3 separate regions of the Homo sapiens genome follow, and all the other regions are linked to region 1. The links are chromatin contacts, found by Hi-C or POLR2A ChIA-PET in ENCODE. All regions are on one chromosome and are shown on one strand. The core of a region is the stretch at or near the end of the contact, and the rest is flanking DNA. Distances in the headings are between cores, read along the strand shown.

Region 1 (5,098 bases), core at 883-3,382:
CGACAAGAGTGAAACTCTGTCTCAAAAAAAAAAAGAAATGATCTACTATACTCTCTCTCAGAGGCATATGAATCGTAACAGGAATTAAAGGAGTGAAACCCCATCTAATTATGGGATTTTAAAAAGTAAGGCATACAGGGGTAGGTAAGGTCCTTCCTAGGGTCCCTCAAAATCACGCCTGCTGCCCACTGCACAAATCCTGCCTGGTCCCAGAGAGGGACCACACACAGAGGAAGGGAGAACATAGTGCCAGTCCCTGAGGAAGCTCCCCTCTGCTGGAGAAACGAGAGGCAACTGGATCCCCCAATACTGCATCACTCCAGCTAAACATGGAGGGCCTTCGGAGGCATGGCAGGCAGTCGCCCGGGCTACAGCAACCAGAAGGGCTTCAAGGACCCTCCAGGGAGCAACAGGAGCCAGGGTGAGGGGGTGGGGAGGGGGATGGGCACTGGATGTGATGAGGACTGACTTGGGACGACTGACATGGGACCAGCGAGGAAGGGGTGGGCACTCTCCCAGGGCAAGACCCTCACTTTCCAATCCGTTTCCCCCTGACTGGCACCTGTAGTACAAGGTGCAGAGGGGGTCAGGAGGTGGGTTCTGAAGCCCTGGCATTGGGGTGTTACCAATGGGCACCCATTCAATATCTCTTCAGTTCCTCCTTTGGAGAAACCCTCTTCCCTCCTTCCTTTTCAGCCCATTGGAGCAGGTGAGGCTGCAGGTGTGGGGCCTGTGAACAGATTTGCCAATCAACACAGGGTTATTCCTGCCTTGCCCCTGGTATCTGTGTGGTCACATGACCCCAACTGTCCAGTTACAGTGAAACCCGGGACATGTGTCACAATTCCCAAGGACAGAGCCTCTTTCTACTCAACTGGAACTTGGGATGATGTGCCCCTGCAGCTGCAGCAGGTGCTCATGGAGCCCAAACACTTCCCAAGACAGCAAAGGCAAAGTACAAACAAGTACAAAGACTCTGGGAAATGAGTCTTCATGACGTCGTGGTGTCGCCAGATCGAGTCATGCCTGGGGTTCTCAGTTTCCTGAGCCAGTAGATTCCCTTTTTAGCATAAATCAGTTTGAGTCAGGTTTTCTGGCATTTGCATCATTAAGAGTCTGACATTCATATGGTGAATTTTCTTTTCTTTTTTTTCTTTTTTTTTTTTTGAGATGGAGTTTCGCTCTTGTTGCCCAGGCTGGAGTGCAATGGTGCGATCTCGGCTCACCGCAACCTCTGCCTTCTCCTGGGTTCAAGCGATTCTTCTGCCTCAGCCTCCTGAGTAGCTGGGATTATAGGCATGCGCCACCATGACCGGCTACTTTTGTATTTTTAGTAGAGACGGGGTTTTTTCCATGTTGGTCAGGCTGGTCTCAAACTCCGGACCTCAGGTGATCTGCCCGCCTCGGCCTCCTAAAGTGCTGGGATTACAGGCGTGAGCCACCGCGCCCGGCCATGGGTCTGTTCTTAAATGGGGCTTCCAGAGGGAACCTCAGCCTGTTTTGAAATAACAAGGATCCAGGCACGGTGGCTCACGCCTATAATCCCAGGACTTTGGGAGGCTGAGGCGGGCGGATCACGAGGTCAGTAGTTTGAGACCAGCCTGACCAACATGGAGAAACCCCATCTCTACTAAAAATACAAAATTAGCCGGGTGTGGTGGCGCATGCCTGTAATCCCAGCTACTCAGGAGGCTGAGGCAGGAGAATTGCTTGAACCCGGGAGGCGGAGGTTGCGGTAAGCCGAGATCGCGCCATTGCACTCCAGCCTGGGAAACAAGAGCGAAACTCCATCTCAAAAAAAGAAAAGAAAAGAAGAGAAAGGACAATAAGGAGTTAGAAACACTTTCTCCCTTCCCTCCTTCCCGAGGGGCGGGCTCCATCTTCTTTATTTTTTATTTTTAGAGAAGAGGTCTCCCTATCTTGCCCAGGCTGGTCTCAAACTCCTGGTCTCAAGCGATCCTCCGGCCTCGGCCTCCCAAAGTGCTGGGTTTAAGACGTGAGCCACCGCGCCCTGCCTCCATGTTCTTTAATCTGCTGTCCCTGGCCCAGGGACCTCCGCAGATAAAGCTCGGTTTCCCCTTTCTGACGCTGTTACCAGTTTGCGGCGGTTAACCCCCCAGAGAGAGCCTGACGCAGATTTGCTGCAGGAAACCACCGAGTCTCACGGCTTGGCACGAACTCTTCCTTCCGGGCCGGCCAGGATGCCTGAGCGTGGGGGTGGGCAGGGCACCTCCTACTTCCCCCCGCAGATAACCACCAACCCGGCCACATCATTCTCACATCTGGGAACTGAGCTCACTCGAGGCTTTTCTCACGTAGCCTCCTTTGAACCTGTTTCCTCATCTGTAAAATGGGGCTAAGGATAGCATCCACCTATTTCAGGGTCGTTTTGAGGGAATCCTGGAGAGAAAACTAGGGTTTTCAGCAAAAGGATCGGCACAAAGTAGATGTTCGCCGCTCCCCTCCCTCCTTCCCGCTCCCCCGGGCAGGAAGGCTCGCGTGCGCGAGGCCACAGCGCAAGCGGGTGCAGAGCAGGATTCGAACAGGGTTCCATGCAACTCCGTGCCCAGGGTCCTACCACCGCCTGAGCTCAGCGGTCTTCAGCCAGCGGGGCCCTTCCACCCCCTTCCTTAATAGTTTTCCTCCTCCGCCTCCTGCACGGCCTCCGCCTCCGCCTGACCGTCCTCGGAAACCTCCCAGCCGCAGCCCGGCCCTCCCCAGCGGCCTGAGTGGCCTCCTCCCGCGGCGCCCCCCAGCTCCGCACCTCCCCAGCCCCGCCCGAGGCGCGCCCAGCGAGCGTGACCCCGACCCAGGGCCACGGCTGCGCCCGTAGGATCGCGGGCGCGCGGGTCTCCATGAGGGACTGGGAGAGATGCGTCACCCGCTAATCCCTCAACTGGGTCGCACCCGGTCTGCCTTGGTTGGTCCCTTCTGATGGCGGAGGCGGGACCTCGACTTGGTGGCCAATGAGGAGCCTCGTGGGGGTGCTCTCGGCTGCCATGGCAACGGAGGGGCCGCCCGCTTCCCCGCGGGGCGAGGCCGGCTCTCCCAGGACTGGCCACATTGCAGTCACGCGCTGTGGCCCCAGTCCTGTTAGCATGAGGTGGGGGTCAGAAGTTGAGGAACAACTCGGACCTAAAGCCTTGACAATTGCCAACAGTGTAGACAAGTCCCAGCATGCCCAAAATTTATAAGAGAAGGCTGCCTGGAAGAGGGACACGATGAGGAGGGTCTGCTGAAACGGACAAAGAAACCCAGTTCAGTGCAGTGGAGTGGACATGGCACGGGCAGGGCACGGAGTGGGGTCGGTGCTTAGTAAGCGGATTAGGGTTTCCAAGCCAAGACCCACCCAGGGCAGGATGGGGAACCAAGGTGAGCAGGTGCGCTGAATTGTGGGTCTCACACTGTCCTTCAGTGTCCCGCAGGAAGAGAGAGCTAAGGATCACCAGGGTCATTCCCCTGCCTCAGGCAGCCTGCACTCCACCTTAGGTACAGTCATGTCCGGTCTTCAGCATTCATTAACCTCGTATTCTTCCCAGGAAGAGGAAGGTGACCAGGTTCATTGTCCCCATTTCATAAATGAGAAAACTGATGCCTGCCTGCTAAAGTAGCTCACCCTTGGGCCGTGGGGCCTGGCATTGGGCCCAAGCGGGGCCCTTCCAGGGAAGCCCCAGCCCGCAGTTCTGACGTTGCCCACCCTTGCTGATGGTGCAGGGATGTCAGGGGCAACTGAGCCCCATGTTTAACGAGGCAGGTGAGCTGGGGTCAGAACCCTGCCCTGGCCTCTGATGGCCCTGGGTGGGGATGTGTCTAACTCCCTCCTCAGTCACTCTGGGAGGGAGTCCAGTGTTGCCCCACGCTCGTGGCCTCCAGAAGCCCACAGTCTAATGGGGAGACAGACCCTACAGGGACCACATGATGTGAGAAATGCTGCAGGGGTGACGTGGACAAAGCACAGGGGAGCACAGGAGAAGGGGTGCCTGAGTCGGCCCAGGGAAGTCAGGGAAGGCCTCACAGCGGAGGCAACCCCAACACAAGATGCAGAGTGCTTGCTAGGCAGCCAAGCAAGGGGACGGTCGCCATCCCAGGCAGAGGGAGCAAAGGCCTAGAGGCCACCTGTCTGCAAAGCCTAGAGGCATCCCTGAGAGTGGCTCCGAAGAACAAGTCTAGGAGTGTGGACTACAACTTTAGGCAAGGCCCAGGCTGCAAAGTGAATACCAAAGACAGGGCTGTGTGCTCCACAGTTGGGTGCTTTCAGCCCCCTTCTGAATCAGCAGGCACCCACATACACTTTTCTCTAACTGGCAGATTCACAGAACCCCAAGAACCTTTCTCAGGACCCCACTTTGAGAAGTATTGGATTAGAAGTTAACACTGTCCGGCTCACAGTGGCTCACGCCTGTAATCCCAGCACTTTGGGAGGCTGAGGAGGGCGGATCTCTTGAGGTCAGGAGTTCAAGACCAGCCTGGCCAATATGGTAAAACCCCATCTCTACTAAAAATCCAAAAATTAGCCGGGTGTTGTGGCACACGCCTGTAGTCCCAGCTACTCGGGAGGCCAAGGCACGAGAATCGCTTCAACTGTTAGGCAGAAGTTGCAGTGGGCCAAGATCACGCCACTGCACTCCAGCCTGGCTGATGGAGTGAGACTCTGTCTTGAAAAAAAAAAAAAAAAAAAAGGCCGGGCACAGTGGCTTACATCTGTAATCCCAGCACTTTGGGAGGCTGAGGTGGGTGGATCACCCGAGGTCAGCAGTTCGAGACCGGCGTGGCCAACGTGGCGAAACCCTGCCTCTACTAAAAATACAAAAAAAAAAATTAGCTGGGCCCGTGGTGGTGTGCGCCTGTAATCCCCGCACTTGTGGAGGCTGAGGCAGGCGGATCACTTGAGATCAGGAATTTGAGACCAGCCTGGCCAACGTGGTGAAACCCCATCTCTACTAAAAATATGAAACTTAGTCCAGCGTGGTGGTGGGCGCCTGTAATCCCAGCTACTTGGGAGGCTGAGGCAAGAGAATCACTTGAACCCAGGAGGCAGAGGTTGCAGTGAGTTGAGATCGTACCATTGTACTCCAGCCTGGGCGACAGAGCGAGACTC
Region 2 (5,098 bases), core at 1,391-3,890, 920 kb before region 1:
AGTGCAGAGACTGGTCCAGAAATGGGGTCGCTTGCCTCTGTGAGTCAAGCCTCTCCTGCTCCAGAAAGTAAGATGAGAATAGCTGCTCCCCGCTTGCTTCTTGGGGTCCTGGGAGGATGCAGCAGTAGTAGAACAGCTTTTGGTACATATCAAATCCTGCTGAACAGCTCATCTCACCTATGCCTGAGATGGCGATAATGCAGAGGAGGAATAGCGCAGGTGGGAGTACAGAAGTAGCAGGCTTGTGAGAGAGCTTTGTGAACTGCAAAAACCCTATCAGATATTAGCTCTTGTTATTATCCTGCTCTTAGATCCATTTGCACCCCATCCCACCTGCCCCACCGACCCTAAGAGAATCAGAGCAAATGCTTGTTATTAGACATGAGCACTGAAGGCTCCAAGGACTACTGCGGCCACCGTTTCTCCACATGTGGAAAGAGTGAAGTGCTGGTACTGTGCTGTGTGACTTTAGGTGCTACCAAGCAGAGTATTAAACACAGAACTGCAGCACGTCCAAGTTCTCCCCTTTTCAGTACGTTCAATCCTGATTACCCACAGGAGAAACTTGCAGTTTAGTGCTTGCATTCTTCAACACCTCACTAAAACTCAACAGTTTCCCTTTTTAACAAAGAGATCAAGGTTTTGCCCACTAGAATTGAAAACAATATTTTAATTTTCATCTCTTTATGTGGTTTCTTACTTTCTATTTACGCCAGGTGATAGTGGTTTTCCATTAAAGTAATGACATACAGATTTTAAAAGTAAATATAAGTAAATCAACTAAAAAAATCAATTTAAGAAGCACTTTAAAAAAAATGCAGGTGGTACTCGGACGTGACTAATATTATTCATTTCATAGGCAAGGAAATGGAGAATCAGGCAGGAATCCCCAAACCCCAGAGTGGTATAAGCTGACATTTAGGAAGAACACAGACGGCTGTCTCCCCTGAAAGCCAAACAGATACTCATGGGCCAGGTAAGTTCTCCCTTTCACATTTAGGACCCCCATTAACAAGAGTCTGCCTTTTGTGGTTGGTGTTTTCACCATTTTCATTTTAGCCAAGAAAAATAAGAACTTCTGGGGCCACTGATTGATCCCTTTAAATTGAGGGCAGAAAGCTGGCCATTTTTCAGAAGCGAAGAGCGTCAGCAGTGGTGTTAGGTATAACTAGAAGAGGGGGAAGAAGGGGCAAAAATAGAGGTGGGGCAAAGTGTAAACAGGAAATAGAAGACACAAAGCCAAACCAGCTTGAACATTTTTAAGGACTTGAAACTCCAGGGAGTGGTGGAAACAAACTCCAGATTGTTCCTGTCCTAAGTAAACACGGCAATGTGTCTCTTACAAAGCTCTGACCACAGCCACTCTTTGATACTGATAGAACTATTGCTTATTGAAACTACTATGATGATTTGCCCACTAACCTCCACTGGGCCCTCAGTAGCTGCCAGGCACCTGGCTAAGACTGAACATCCTCTTGTCAATCCTCACAGGAAGACTTGAAGTGAAAATTGCAGGCTCTGGACTTGACTAGCCTGGGTTGGAAATCTGGCCCTGTAGAGCTGTGTCAGAGCAAATCAAATTCTTCCCTGAGCCTATTTCCTCATTCATTATACCCATTCTACTAAATGCATGTAATAACTATTATACCTCTTAGATTTCAACATTAGACCATTTATCAGGGGTAGGAAGTAAGCAACCAATAACAATGTCACTTATTATTCACTGTTGGTATTATCAGTACCAGAAGGGCAAAGAAGCTTCTGAAGTTTGTCAACCTTAAATAATAAGATATAGAAAATATGACTAGCTATAGAGTTTATTCAAGCCCAAAGCTTGAGGATGGCCACCCAGGAGCATAGATTCAAGTTTCCCTGAATGTATATGCTGAGTAGCAGCAATTAGAAGTGGGTTTTTGTTTCTGTGTTTTTTTGTTTTGTTTTGTTTTGAGATGGAGTCTCCCTTCGTTGCCCAGACTGGAATGCAGTGGTGTGATCTCAGCTTATTGCAAACTCCACCTCCTGGATTCAGGAGATTCTCCTGCCTCTGCCTCTGCCTCAGCCTCCCGAGTAGCTGGGATTACAGGCACCTGCCACCACGCCCGGCTAATTTTTATATTTTTAGTAGAGGCGAGGTTTCACCATGTTGCCCAGGCTGGTCTCGAACTCCTGACCTCAAGACCTCACCCTCCCAAAGTGCTGGGATTACAGGCGTGAGCCACCGCGCCCGGCCCTGTCTTTTCTCAAGGTCACTTGGCCCAGTGTCACAGAGCTGAACCAAGATGGTTAGGCTGAGGGATAGGTCCCGAAGTGCTCAGATCTCCGGGCCTCAAGGCCCAGGCTGGGGTGGCACGGCAGGGGCTGATGGGGAGGTGCCCAGGCCGCCGGCGGATGCTCCCGGAAGATGCTCTAAGCTGCCGCTCCAGGTATCCCCTGGGCTGAGGCTACCTGGAGACGCCCACGGCAGTGACACACCAAGCGGGGTATGGCGAATCGTCAGGTCCGCAAAACCACCCAGTTCAGCAACTCATGGCTATGCCGAGCCCGCCGCGCTCAGCTCGGCCAGAAACAGCTCCTAGAGCCAGGGACTGGACCGCCCCCGCTGGCCTCTGGCAGGCAAACAGCCACCGGCCACGAAATAGATGGCCGCGAGGGCTTCCGGGAGCCGCGGGGCAGGCCGGGAGCCGGGCCGCACAGCCAATGCCCGCGCGGGGGCCGTCGGTAGTTACCCGGCAACGAGGTGGACGCCCAGTAGAGGGAGCGGAGCCAGTAGGGCTGGAAGAACTGGCAAGAAAGCCCTAGAGAGAGGCGACCTGCCAATTTTGGAAGCGGCTTTTTGTTTTGTCCCCAGATCACTCATTCCTACCTGGTCTTGGAGGAAGATCGTCAAGGCAAATGATAAGAAACAGAAATAAACCAGGGGAACAAATAATGATAAAAAAGATACTCATATTTGTTGAGCACTTACTGTCGGCCTGGCTCTTTGCAAGGATTACTTAATTTGATCATCTGATTTTGCTGTCCCAAGTTGTAAATGAGAAAATAGGAGTTTAGACAGATTAAGCATCTTGGCCAAACTACCTCAAACTAGGGAGTGTCAGAGCTGGAATTTGAACTTGGGTGGGCATGAACTCAGGTGGCTTGAGTTCTTAATGAGTCAAACCGTGGACACTCATTTCAGTTCAGCAAACCTAAATCTGTGTTCCTACTAGGCCATGCAGGGCCAATCCAGGTTTTATGGGGTCTGAAGCTTAGACAATGTTGGGGGGGGGGGTCCTCTTTTGGAAAAAAGAATAAAAAATTACAAATATAAAGTTAGGTACAAAAATGAACTTAGAATGTAAAAAGAAATCATAACAAAATATTTTTGCTAATTTTACAAAAATATACGACCATATGAATGCATAGCTAGGGACTCAACGAAGCCGTCTTTGACCCTTAGCTTCCCTTGAAATCCTTCAGTCAGATGTCAAACTACCTTGCAAGCTTCTCTGCGGTTCTCCTCCCACCCTGTCTCCCAGCCAAAGGACCTGAGACCCTAGCAACAGGCTTAATAGGGCTTTTCTGGCCATAGGAGCGATTTTAGCCTGAGTCAACTTGAGTGCCAGAGGGTGAATGCCCTCAGAAGCAGCTCCCAAATACTGATGAACAGGGAGTTGGTGGATAAATTCCCTAGCTTCCTCATCCCTCAAGTGAGATCATGCTGAGACACTTTGTGGTTCTTAGGGTGTAGTCCCAAACCAGCAGCAAACTGTACCACTTGAGAACTAGTTAGAAATGCAAATTCTTAGCCTACTACTACCCTGTACCTACTGAATCTAAAATTGTAGGGGCTGGGGCCCAGTCATTGGTGTTTTAACAAGCCCTCCTAGTGAGTCTGTGCTGAAGTTTGAGAACGACTGTTCTGCTAGGCTGTTCCCCAGAGCTCCCTTATGGGCTTGAGCTCCCGTTGTCTACAATGGTAACCTGCTTGATAACACATCTTTTTTTGGTCTCCTTCCCTTTCTTGTCTCACTTCCTCATTCTTCAGCTGGAGCTTCCTGAATTCACTTCTAATAAACGACTTGCACTTTAATCCTTGTCTGGGATCAGCTTCTAGAGAAACACCACCTTAGATGAGAACAACTAGGGGAGGTGTCATTGCCCAGTGAGGAGGAGGACGATGGCTGGCTTCAGGGAGGACCAAATGCTCTGCCAAATGCTTTGCTCTCATTGTCTGCTTCACCCTCACAATGCCTCAGTTGAGAGGGAGATGTTGCCCCCCAACGGGGAAACTAGGGTTTGGAGGATTTAAGTGGCTTGCCCAAGAATTTGAATCCAGGTCTGAGTCCAAAAGGTGAGCTCCTTACCAGTGAGGGCAGAGGGCCAGCCCATGTTTTGCTCTCTTGTCATTCCTCCTCTTCTCAGAGCAGGCAAGCGTTAAATGAAAATTGTAGGAGGCCATTGTTTTGGACTAAGTTTCTGAATTAGGCCCCAGCAGACCAGGCTAAAAATCCAAAGGGAGTCACCCATGCTAAAGTTCCATGGCACTAAACCCAAACTAAGTAGTTACCTGAAAAGAGGTAACAGCCAATGTCCCAAACAGGCCAGTTCAAATCTCAATGGTCACAAGAGTGAATCCCCTCTGCTTTATTCCTTATATGAAAGAAGTAGCGTTGAGTAACCTGATGCTAATGAATCAGTTGTTTTTCTATCATTCTGTCTCCCTGTCCCCACCTCGTGAGGGAAGTGGCTCTGAAGCAACTAATAGGCTCTTTGTTCTTCTCTTCTGTTTCCTTCAGCCCTCTCTGTCTATAAAACCAACTCCCTCTGCTCAGCTTATCAGAACACTTATTCTATTTTATGGAATGAAGTGTTGCCAGATTCTATAATTGCAATAAAGCCATTTGAGATCTTTAAGCTAAATTTCTTATCATTTTGTCTTTTGATACAGGGATCCAGTTTTGTTGTGAGGAGTGCTATAGGCTGGACACTTTGGAAAAATCCCGAGTGCACTTTGTGGACACTGCTGGCCTGAAATAGTGGGGCACACTGGCCTGAGAGCTCCCTGGCTCCCAGTGCCTAAGGTCCTTTACCCCATACTCCCTCAAGGTCCATCCCT
Region 3 (5,098 bases), core at 1,064-3,563, 520 kb before region 1:
GATCTGCTGGGTCCTGGTCCCTAAGTGTACCTCTCCACCCATCTCACCCTGAGTCAGGCCCAGGAAAGGGGTATCTTTGGTGTTTCCTGGGCTTCTGAACACCACATTCATCACTACCATTCTCCTCAGTGCTGGCCCAACCCCAAGAGCTGGAGAACAGGCTGGCCCCGGCCACTCTATCTCACTTTCCCTGGCATAAAGGCTTTGACCTTGGGCAACATACCCAGGGCAACCCAGCACCTCGGCAGGCTGGTGATCAATCTTCTCAACTTACAGATCCTGCTGACCATGCCTGCAACCAGGCCTCCCATCTGCTATCTCCCTCAGTGCACACTGTCCTAGGGAGTTGGGTGAATATCTATTATAGTGTGTCCATGTCACAGTTCAGAATCCTGAGGTCCCAGAGCAATTCAAATGCTTCTGGCTCCTTTCAGTGGAAAGCTGCAGCCAGCCTAAATCATCTCCCTGTGCTGGGCCCAGGAAGAGATGACCCTTTAGTATACCATGTTGTTTGAGTAGCCAAGACCTCTGGGAGTAAAGGCCCCTGGCCATATAAGCAATATAGGGGAAGGCGTCCTGAGCTCCTCTTGGGGCCTCTCTGCTACTGGGTGCTCTGCAAGCTGGGTCCCTGTGCCCTGGATCTCTAGAAATGTTTCTCAAATTGGGGCTGCTGAACAGAGGGCAGCCCAGCCAAGTGAGGGCAGGAAGTGGGCAAGAAAGCAGGAAGGGTCTCACAGGGCCACCAGGGAGGGCAGTGCAGGGCAGGTGGCCCATGACAGGTGGGATGCTGGCTTGCCTGCCTGCCACCATCCTCTGTTCCTTCTGGAAGCCATGCCCTGCCATGAGCCATGGCCTTGGTGCTGAGACTGTCCATTCCACCTCCCATTCTCCTCCTCCCTCTGACTGTCACCTTGAGAAGCATCCACCCTGGGGCTTAGGGCAGCTGTGTCTGTGACATGTGGAGCCCTCCTCCTCCTCAGAGGCCCAGGCCAGCCTCCAAGTGCTGAGATAGCCAGCTGCCTGTGGGCACCCAGGTTGCTAAGGTATCTTCCAGGTTCAGCCTCCTCCTCTCCCTCTTATCCTATCACCCTCTCCTTCTATTCCATCCTGCCCACTGGGTCCCTGTGCCAAGCCCTCCACCTCCCTCCTGCCTCCCTCCGAGTCCCTGCATGACTCATACTTTCCCTGGGCCCTCCCTATAAAGTTTGGTTCCACAGGCTCTTTGAAGAGATCCAGCCTCTTCAGCTCTGGGCAGGCAAGAACTAGGCAACCAGGCCATGGGTACCAGGGCCTCTGCCCCCAGCCCGGGAGCCCCTGTGTTGGGGCCAGGATACTATCTGAACATGCTGACAGTCTGGACTTTGGAAGGGGAAAATGGTGCTTCCCTGTGTGGGCTTCTGTGTTTGAGCTGAGGAAACTGAGGCCAGAGAGATGCCGTAATTTATCCAGGGACCCAGAAGGGGCTCATAGCTGAGCTGAAGAGTGTCCCACATCCTCCCCAGTACTCCACACTGGTCCCTGAGTGGCAGCCTTGCTAGGATGGCAGGAATCAGCTGACCACTTATTCCTGGGCCATCAGACCCTTAGAATAGGGACCAGGTGGGCAGTGCTGCCTCTGTGTCTGAAAGTGGACCCACCGTGACCAGTGCCCAGTGCCCACCAAGGCTCAGCCAGGGGTTTCACCAGGGCATGGGGCACTGGCTGAGCATACCACGCCCTCTGTGTCCTCTGCAACACTAGAGCCCTGAGACTAGAGGGGCAGAAAGATGCCAGCTGTCAAAAGCCAGTGATATCCACCAGAACACACTGACCGCCCCCACCCTGTGCCTCTCCTTCTTTGCAGAAGCTACCTGTGCCCTGGGTTCTCTGGGCAGGGAAGGGCTGGACAGGCAGCCCTCAGGGGACAGCCCTGCCTGCCACTTGGGCAGCTGTCAGAGCATGCAGATGTGCCCGATGCCTAGCTGGGGCACTTGGCACAGTTGCCACTGCACCCTGCCTAGGGGTCCCAGCAGCCTCTGGGCGGTGGGTGGAGTGGGGTGCACGGTCACACAGGCTGAGAGGGCCCCCAGGACGCCCCCATCCCACAGTTCCCACTCCAGTCTGCTGTCTTCTCCCAGCTTTTTCCCAGCGCCCCGCCTCCCCCGACCTTACCTAGGGACGCAGCCAGGAAGAGAGCGAAGAGCAGGGATCCCCAGCGCCAGCTGCCGGCCTCCAGGGCCGTGGGGACGCCCATGTCGCCGTCGGACGCGCAGAGGAACTTCTGGTGCCGGGGAGCGGGCGGGACGCGGCCGGCGCGGGGAAGCCTCCCGCGACTGAGTGCGAGCGAGTGAGCGCTGCGGGCGGCCCCAGCGCCGTGCTCCAGGCACCCGCCCCCTTCGCGCAGCGCCCCCGGGGGGCCGTGTGGGGGAACTGCCTCTCCGAGGGCCGCGTGGGAGGGGCTTCCCGGAGGCCGGCCCCGTGGGTGGGGAGCCAGCGTGCGTCCCAGCGAGTCAGCTCCACTTGATCGGCAGTTTAAAGCCCGTTCTACCGTCCCCCAGTCCTTTTGGAGAGAAATTATTATTGCTGCGCAGCCTAAGAAGTAGATCTACCTCTAACAGCGTGATAGACGTTACCATGGCTTGCATCTGCCCTCAGCCACCAGCCTTTGAGTGATCTGGGGACAGAGACTTGTACCCTACATCCTCCAGCCAGACCAGGGCTTGGTATGTGGTAGGCACTCCCAGCTGTGGAATGAGTGAGTAAATGAGTGAATGAATGAAATCTGACATTGTGAAGAGCTAGGCAAGCTGGAGCCAGTTTAACTGTAGATTCAGAGCCTGAGGCACCCTGAGTGCATGCGCGCGCGCACACACACACACACACACACACACACACACACACACAGAACAGGTGCAGGACTACACGCCAAGATCAGCACATCCCTACCCCGGGACACACACAGATATGCAGGCAACACCTGTTGGCGTGCCCCACAGCACATCCTGCAAGCTCCCCTCCGGCAGAGGCCTCAGCTGTCCGCCTGGCTGTGCACCCGCCCTCCCTCCCTGGTGCCTGGATATCTGCAGGACACTCTGATGCACCCTAACTTCTAGTGCCTCTGCTCTTGCACCCACACCCAGCACTGCTGGCACCACTGGAATGTCTCTCCCCTCCTAATTCTTCTCATCCCTCAGGGCTCAGCTCAAGTCCTCCCACTTCACGAAATGTCCTGACCCTTCCTTTTTCCCGGCAAATCCTTACTGTCCACACCCCCTTCAGCTACCACCTCCAGCCTGAGATAACCAGCAGTTGGTTCTTCTTCCGGCTGTTCTGCCCTCCAGAGCGAAACTACAAACCTCTCTCTGATGTTTCTGAGACCCTAGCACAAAGCTGGGCGTGGAGAAGGTTTTACTGCACTTTTATCTGAATGGACAAACCAATGAGTGAGTGAGTGATTGTGTGATGGAGGAGCAGAGGTGATCGTGGCCAGGACCAGGGATCACAGGAGTGGAAGAGCACAGCCATTTTACTCAGTTTACCCCAGTCTAGCTGAAGCTTCCAGGGGTTTTTCTGGCACTTTAGGGATCTTGGGTTAATAGGTGACTCCTAGGCTGAGAGGCAGAGGACACTCAGAGTCTGACTGGGTCAGGAACCAGGGTATCAGGACTCAATGGGAGCCAGGAGTCCTGGGGGCCTTGTGGGTGGCCTGATCCAAGTCACGGGCTCTCTGGAGGCCCTTAGCCCTTGCTCTAAGGGCAGGGAAGGCTACAACAGAGGAAGGCTGAGGCATCATGTTATTACTAAGTGAACTTGTGCAGGCCCAGTCCCCCTGGAGCCAGTGAACTCCCCAGGATGGGAGCCCCAGAGGCTGGCAGGACATAACCCAGGTCCTTGGGCATGCTCCTGGCCTTGTGACCCCACCTTGGAAGGCAGCCCAGGGCCCTTCCTGCTGGCATAGCATGAGCTCCCTTCCACCAGGGGAGGTACAAAGCCAACTGAGATCAGGTGGACACCGGGCCCTTCTCACCCTGACATCCTCTGGCAAGTGAGGGGGGTCCCTTAAGGGCAAGATCCTAGAGCACCACCCCATCTCAACCCTTCCTGGACTGGCTTTGCTCAGGACACCCTTGAAACCAGACTCCCTCTTCCCCAGGGCCTAGCAGCCGGGGAGGGCCTGGAATTAGAGAAAGGGGAGCAATTGCCCTGCCAACCCCTTCCCCAGGGGGATAGAGCCTCTGAGCTGGGCCCAGTTCCCTCCCCCCTTTTCACTTCCTTTCTCCCTACCACACTGCCCACCACTGAGCCTCCTGGGGTTGCATCAGGGTGAGACACAGGCATTGCCCAAGGACCATGGTCCAGAAACCTCAAGCACTGTTTCCTCAACACCAGGGCAGGACAGGAAGGGCTCAGCTGAGAGGGCCTTTGGAGCACTGACTTTCTCCTCCCTCCGAGACCAGAGGAAGTCAAACCCACCTTCCCTCCCCAAGCCCAGACCTGGTCTCAGAGCAGGAGGGGCTCCAAGGCCCAACTCTGTTCAAACTCTCCACTCCCAGCCCCTGCAGCCTGCACACTCCATCATGTGTTTGTGCTTGTTTTCATTAAAAATAGTGGTGAAGGCCCCAAATATTCGAATAAAGATGACTGTCAAGGAAAGCCACCATGTCCATCTTGTGGCTCTGCAGGGCCTGGAGGCAGCTGTGAGTACTCTCTACTGGTGAGGGGCCCAGCCTTGAGCCTTCCTGAGTCCCCTTACTTGCCGGCAAGAATACAAGAGCACCACATTGCAGGAAAGGGGCTGAATTCCAGCCTCCCTGTTGGGGAGGGGATGCTGACATTTCCCACATTCCCAAACTCACCTCCCAAACTCCCTGAGCTAGAAACAACTTTAGAAATCAAGCCAGGTCCTTTATTAAACAGACAGAAAAGGTCCAGAGAGGGGATGTGACCTGCCCAAGGCCACGCAGCTCCTTTTCAAGGCTGCCAACCCTATCTGCTTTGGAAACCGTTTCAGCAAACACCCAATGCCCTCCACCCCCAAGATCCAGAGCTGCATATCAGAGGAATCATTGCCTCCTCAGGGGCAGTGACAGCCTTCTTGGGTCCAGATCCCCTGCCCATC

Evidence for each region. A loop is a pair of places that touch in the nucleus more often than their neighbours do. ChIA-PET counts read pairs that join two places held with the same protein, here RNA polymerase II (POLR2A). Pooled maps may share reads with other maps.
Region 2: a pooled map shows a loop between it and region 1 (7-fold over the local background). The contact joins two enhancer-like sites. A Hi-C loop is called at or near these places in 1 of 37 single-sample maps with no recorded cell type and 2 of 50 pooled maps. POLR2A ChIA-PET finds 5 or more read pairs at or near these places in 1 of 52 experiments (activated B cell).
Region 3: a loop to region 1 is called in a pooled map, with 7 times the contacts of the local background. The contact joins the promoter of VSIR here to the enhancer-like site in region 1. A Hi-C loop is called at or near these places in 2 of 37 single-sample maps with no recorded cell type and 8 of 50 pooled maps. POLR2A ChIA-PET finds 5 or more read pairs at or near these places in 4 of 52 experiments (PC-3, activated CD4-positive, alpha-beta T cell and activated T-cell).

The regions. Positions count from the first base shown.
Region 1 is chr10:72,295,204-72,300,301 of GRCh38, forward strand. No RefSeq gene overlaps it. Among named protein-coding and RNA genes, the nearest start is that of DDIT4, 24 kb to the left of the region's middle. RefSeq lists enhancers at 668-962, 1,967-2,266, 2,918-3,574, 3,187-3,276 and a silencer at 2,627-2,896. Within about 2 kb of position 2,133, at least 39 of the 41 ENCODE cell types and tissues checked have a DNase peak (open chromatin) inside an H3K27ac peak, as active enhancers do; they include PC-3, where a contact is called at or near this core.
Region 2 is chr10:71,374,836-71,379,933 of GRCh38, forward strand. It overlaps a transcript of SLC29A3 not described here. Among named protein-coding and RNA genes, the nearest start is that of CDH23, 20 kb to the right of the region's middle. RefSeq lists enhancers at 1,792-2,352, 2,408-2,557 and a silencer at 2,688-2,757. Within about 2 kb of position 2,641, at least 32 of the 41 ENCODE cell types and tissues checked have a DNase peak (open chromatin) inside an H3K27ac peak, as active enhancers do.
Region 3 is chr10:71,771,207-71,776,304 of GRCh38, forward strand. VSIR (V-set immunoregulatory receptor) reads right to left here and starts at 2,314. Exons shown (of 7, transcript NM_022153.2): 1 at 2,152-2,314. The coding sequence starts at 2,233. All of the region lies in intron 38 of CDH23 (cadherin related 23), which reads left to right. RefSeq lists silencers at 2,114-2,193, 2,214-2,543.